2 separate regions of the Homo sapiens genome follow, and region 2 is linked to region 1. A link is an interaction called in ENCODE POLR2A ChIA-PET data of the cell type or tissue named here. Cell type or tissue: Panc1. All regions are shown on one strand. Each heading gives the region's core, and the rest is flanking DNA. Links, peaks and the distances in the headings are about the cores only. Region 1 overlaps BCAS3 (BCAS3 microtubule associated cell migration factor). Region 2 overlaps BCAS3 (BCAS3 microtubule associated cell migration factor).

Region 1 (2,915 bases), core at 168-2,667:
TCCTTAGGGAAACTCTCCCTGCATACCCTTTTCAGATGCTCTCATACCACATGGAATTTTTCCTTCATTATACTTCACACAATTTGTAATTATGTTAATTTGTGAGATTATCTGATTAATGTCTTTTCCCCTCCTAGACCACAAACTTCACAAGCTCCACTGTGTCCGGGCAGTGCGCATTTAATAGCACACACAGTTAGCATTTATAGAGATTTGATGGATGCCAAACAAATGAATGGTGGGTGCTTAGTAATGTATGACAACACGATTTTTCACTCTGTTCTCTGCCGAGGCTTCCCTGCAGTATATATTAGCCAGATTTAATCTGGATACAGATACAGTGAGTCTCTAGTGAGAGAAACATTCAGCATGACTGGGTCCCAGATGACTGTCCCCAGGGACCACCCTATCCTGTTTATCTTGCCACCAAGACCAGGAAAAATGGAGACACTCATTTCAAAAACACCTCCCTAAAAAAGCCCCTGCTTTGTGGAGTTGGCCCATCTCTCTCCTGCTGGTCATCATCAGGCCTGTTACTCCTGGAAGCCAGCCAGTTATTCTTTGAAAACGGGGCCCTGTCACTTTAAGATTTTAGTCCCTTGCTTGGGCCATATATCAATGCTCCCTGCGGCAGTGGCTGTGCTGCCTGCTGTTCAAATTTGTCCAATTAGACACAGCCCCATGGGGTGGAATTCAGTGTGAAATGTGCCTGCCACTGACCAAGAATGAATTGGTATGGAAAGCCCTCAGGGAGAGCCAGTGCAGGTCTTCCCAGGAAAGGCTCACCACCCTCCAGGCAGTGCCCATATCCCTGGAGCAGAGGGTCACCCTGCAAGCCCTGTGAGCCCTAATAACTGTTCAGGGCAGGGTGGGGAGAGGCCACGCCGAGTATGTGCAGGACAGGATGGAGGTTGAGAATCAGGCCCCACAGATATGAAAAGGTCAGGGCGCTATTTGTACGGTTGTTAGTTACTTGCAATGGTCTCTATCAGCCACACAAGTGCGATTCTGTCACTTCATAATGTAAGTTAAATGCTAACTGTGTAACAGCCTGTGGTCCTGTTGTGGTCCACAGAGACACAGAGTCAAACATTCAAAAAATTCCCATCAGCAACTCATTTGGCAGTGGAGGGAGCGGGGTTTTAAAGCCCAGGCTAACTGTGCATGGTGGGATGGCCTCTAGTGGAAATGGTTTTAAGAGAAGAATTTTCAGTGTCTCTAACAAAAACATCTCCTTTGCAAGAACTCTCTAACTTAATTTTTAAACTGTTTCCTCTTTCTCCTCTAGCAGCTCAAACTTTTCTTCTAAAACTCTTAGAAGTCTTCGAAGGTTAGACTTTTGAACATGGAGAAATTTCAGAGATCACACAGTCTACATCTTCTTTTTTGTTTCTTCTTTTTTTTTTTTTTTCATAGAGATGAGGTCTCACTAGGTTGCCCAGGCTGGTCTTGAACTCCTGAGCTCAACTGATCCTCCCGCCTTCTGAGATTATAGAAGTGAGCTACCGTGCCTGGCTGGATACCATTTTATAAACAAGGCAAATGAGATGAGGGAGAGGAAATGACTCAGCCAAGGTCAAACAGCTAGTGGCTGGCAGGGCTGGACGCCAGGCTGCTGACCCCAGGCCCAGCCCTTACTTTACTGTCATTCAGTGCTGCCTTCCTTTTGGAGGCGATTTCAGTTTGATTTTTTAACACACAGCCAACCCGGGGTCAGGATATATATAGATATACCATAGTCAGGATATACTAGAACTGGGATTAAACGCACACAAATATTACATGTACATATATTAATACTACCACACATACTCGGGGCAGCCTCTCCCTGCCCTGCCCTGACAGTGATCAGCCTTGCAGGGGTCAAATGGGTGAATCTCTGCCTTAGTCTAATCCTAGTTCTAGTATCCTCTGTGTGATCACCTCACATATTAGCTCTAGGCTTCAGTTTCATCAATGTGTATGATAAAGGAGGTAGGGTCTCTCCCGCCTCTAATTCACTCACTGATTGAAACATTTCTCGAGTGCTTAGCATATGTCTGGCACTGGGGATACAGAGAATCAGAAGGATGGGGTCCCTGCCTCTGGAGGAGTTTGCAGCCTGATGGGAAGAGTCCCAGTATGTCCCATGTGCTAAGTGATCTAGCAGAGGGTTACAAGAGCACACTGAGAACACAGAGGAAGGCGGCTCCAGCCAAAGAAGTGTGAGGATTCCAGCTGGAAATCCCCAAACATCTCACAGACACTAACAGTTCTTACCTCGTCTCCCGCCCAACCTTTGACAATGAGCTATCATTTTCCTCCAGGAAGAATGTGCAAACAAGAAGGGAAGAAGCGTCTGGGAAAGACGAGAAACACGGAGCCAAGGAACCCACACAGGGGCCAGGGGGCCATGGATAAGCCAGGGCTGCCTGCTTCTGCTGGATCACTTACCAGCAGCTGAGCACCGCAGCAGGCCACTGACCTCCTGGGGACTAGGCACCACGGTGATGAATGGTCCCTGAATCCTTGGAGGGAAGTGGCCTATTAAGGAAACAGAGGCTCAACTTTTGACAGAGATGCCATATGGAGGAAGGAACTGGAGACCCTTGGTCACCAATTTCTCCCCAAATTCACCAACCCCCTCCACACTCCCGAGTTTATAATTTTGAGAACAGCTAAGATATTTCTCAAAGCATTTTTACATTATCAACAACTTTTCTCTTCCATATCAATCCTCCCAGGTAGGAGAAATTAGCTTCAGTTCACAGAGTAGAAAACCAAATCCTAAGTCCGTTCAGGGCCACTCCTGTGATTATACAGCTTACCAGGGAGGGTCAAAGCTGAGACTAGAACCCGGGGCTGGAACTCCCTTATGCTAACTGCTCACTGCACTACTTATTTCCATGTTGTAGCTGAGTGCTCCACATAAATTC
Region 2 (2,915 bases), core at 94-2,593, 96 kb after region 1:
TGTGTGTGTGTGTATACACACACTTTTTTTTGAGACAGAGTCTCGCTCTGTCACCCAGGCTGGAGTGCAGTGGCATGATCTCAGCTCACTGCAACCTCGGCCTCCTGGGTTCAACCAATTCTCCTGGCTCAGCCTCCTGAGTAGCTGGGACTATAGGCACGTGCTACCACGCCCGGCTAATTTTTGTATTTTCGGTAGAGACCAGATTTTGCTATATTGGCCAGGCTGGTCTTGAACTCCTGACCTCAGGTGAACCGCCCGCCTTGGCCTCCCAAAGTGCTGGGATTACAGGCGTAAGCCATCGCGCCCAGCCAACACTATCTTATAATTCGAAGATAAAAGCCTAGCTTCAGGAGAATTTTCAGCTGGTAGCAGGCAAGGTTGTGGCTCCATATCTAGAGACGGGGTAAGAGGGATGCATAAAGCATCTCTCCTCTACTATTAGAGCTATGTAAATGGAGAAGCACAAGAATGTGGCTCATGAACGTGGACTGAGGCTGCCTGGAAGGAAAACTATTGTATTTAGACAAAGAAAATTGGTCTGTGCTATAGTTTGAGCATCCCCTTCAAAATGAATGTTGACATTTAATTGCCATTGTGTATCAGCCTGTCCTTCAATTGAAGCTTTGAAGCCAGGCACTGACTCCTCCTCTCTAGCTATGAAAGTCCTAGATGGCATCTTCTTCCAATAGAAGGCTGTTCTGTCTACATCGATATCTGTTGTTTAGCATAGCCACCTTCATCAATGATCTTGGCTAGATCTTCTAGATAACTGGCTGGAGCTTCTCCATCAGCACTTGCTGCTTCATCTTGCCCTTTTATATTATGCAAATAGCTTCTTTCCTTAACCTCACGAACCAACCTCTGTTAGCTTCAAACTTTTCTTCTGTAGCTTCCTCACCTCTCTCAGCTTCATAGAATTGAAAGAGGTAGGGCCTTGCTCTGGATTAGGCTTTGGCTTAAAGGAATGTGGTGGTGGCCAGGTGCGGTGGCTCACATCAGTAATCCCAGCACTTTGGGAGGCCGAGGCAAGAGGATTGCTTGAGGCCAACAGTTTGAGAAATGTTGTGGTTGGTTTTATCTGCCATCCAGACAACTAAAACTTTCTCCATCTCAGAAGCAAGGCTGTTTTACTTTCTTCTGTGCTCACTGGAGTGGCACTTTTAATTCCCTTCAAGAACTTTTCCTTTACATTAACAACTCGGCTAACTGCTGCAAGAGGACTAGCTTTCAGCCTGTCGTGGCTTTTGACATGCTTTTCTCACTAAGCTTAATCATTTCTAGCTTTTGATTTAAAGTGAGAGGCGAACCTCTTTTTTACACTTGAACACTTAGAGGCCATTGTAGGGGTATTAATTGGCCCAATTTCAATATTATTGTGGCTCATGGAATCAGGAGACCTGCGGAAAGGCAGAGAGATGGAGGAACAACTGGTCAGTGGAGCAGTCAGAACGCAAAACATTTATTAAGTTTGCTGTTTTACATGGGCATAGCTTGAGGGTGCCCCCAAACGATTACAATAGTAACGTCAAAGATCACTGACCACAGATAAAATAATAATGCAAAAGTTTGAAAGCTGGTGACAATTACCATAGTATGACACAGAGACACGAAGTGAGCACATGCTGTTAGAAAAATGATGTCTACACACTTAACACAGTTGCCACAAATCTTCAATTTGTAAAAAATGCAATATCATCTGTGAAGCACAATCAAGCAAAATGCAGTAAAATGAGGTGTGCCTATACTTTAGTGCTTTTAAATCCTTTTAAAATACACCATACCCATGTGTCCTTCCCACCTTAAAAAAATACACTATAAATTACGGTTTCCTGGTAAGGCAACTTTTCTGGTAATAGATTTTGATGTGTCTATAGTCGCCTTCATAATTTCTCAGCTGGGGCTTAGGAGAATCTCAAAGCAAAATAATAAAGAATTTTCCCATCTTTGAAACTGTTCAAGACTTCAATTAAGAGCCAGGTACTTGTCCTTCAAATAAGGAGTCCTACTTGCTGAAAATTGAGGAAGGTCCTACTGCTGGTTTCTACTGGGCCTTGAGGGTGAAGCAGGAGTATGCAGGAATGTGTGTAAAGGAAGGGGCCTTCTTAGGAAAACCAGATGCAAAACCTGTGCTGGAAATTGGAAAGGACAGTCTCCAGGTGGAAAGGGATTCTATGGCTACACCTGTGGCTAAGCCTTTGCACTTTATTTCCCTGAGGGTTCACTCCCAAGTAATAGGAAAAGTGCTGCCAACCCCACTGCATCACCTATTCTTCCCTTTAGAGAGGCTCAGATATTTGCAAAATTCTCTTTCAATGTTTAACCTTAGTACAAATTTTACATAAAATCAAGCAGAGAGCAACAGAAAATCATTACAGAAAATATAAATAACACAAAAAGTTATGTTTCTCAAGTACAGGTTTCTGATTCTAAAAATCACCTTCGGAGTAGCAAGAACTTTCCCGAGTGTGCTCCAACCTGATGGGCTGGTGTAAATTAACAGGACCTATGCCCAATTTATTCTTCCTTGGCTTCCCACCTGTCTCTCGGCCATGTGGCCTTAGGGCACAGAAGGTCTCCCCAGCACACAGGCCTGGTTCTACTGTCTACCTGGTCATTTCACTTCATTCATGGGCAAACACAAATTCCTCCCAAAAGCTAAAGAAAGCCCTTTTCTGTTTCAAACTTCTTACAGTCCCTAGAGTTCCTCTGTTCTTAATTATAATTTCTGGTCTTAGGGACATGTTTAGGTTATAACAGCATTAGTGATTAACATCCACCCACAGAGGCCAAATGAATTACCTTAATCTGGGATCCAGGGATGGATTTCAGAGGGGTCCTGAAACCCCTGAAAGCACATGCGACATTGTATATGTATGAGTATCTGCATTTTTTTCAGAAGAGGACTCATAAAT

The links. ChIA-PET counts read pairs that join two places held together with the same protein. Peaks named below come from ENCODE experiments on the same cell type or tissue, not always from the same donor. Only the 100,000 strongest peaks of a DNase experiment are listed, where the experiment ranks them.
Region 2: POLR2A ChIA-PET joins it to region 1 with 5 read pairs; 3 of 35 experiments call an interaction of 5 or more read pairs at or near these places.

Annotation. Positions count from the first base shown.
Region 1 is chr17:61,323,319-61,326,233 of GRCh38, reverse strand. All of the region lies in intron 22 of BCAS3 (BCAS3 microtubule associated cell migration factor), which reads right to left. Among named protein-coding and RNA genes, the nearest start is that of TBX2-AS1, 75 kb to the left of the region's middle. In Panc1, for the core only: no CTCF peak of the experiment used is centred there; a DNase peak (open chromatin) is centred at 1,602; H3K27ac peaks cover 2,358 bases.
Region 2 is chr17:61,227,241-61,230,155 of GRCh38, reverse strand. All of the region lies in intron 22 of BCAS3 (BCAS3 microtubule associated cell migration factor), which reads right to left. Among named protein-coding and RNA genes, the nearest start is that of BCAS3-AS1, 93 kb to the right of the region's middle. In Panc1, for the core only: no CTCF peak of the experiment used is centred there; no DNase peak of the experiment used is centred there; H3K27ac peaks cover 2,201 bases.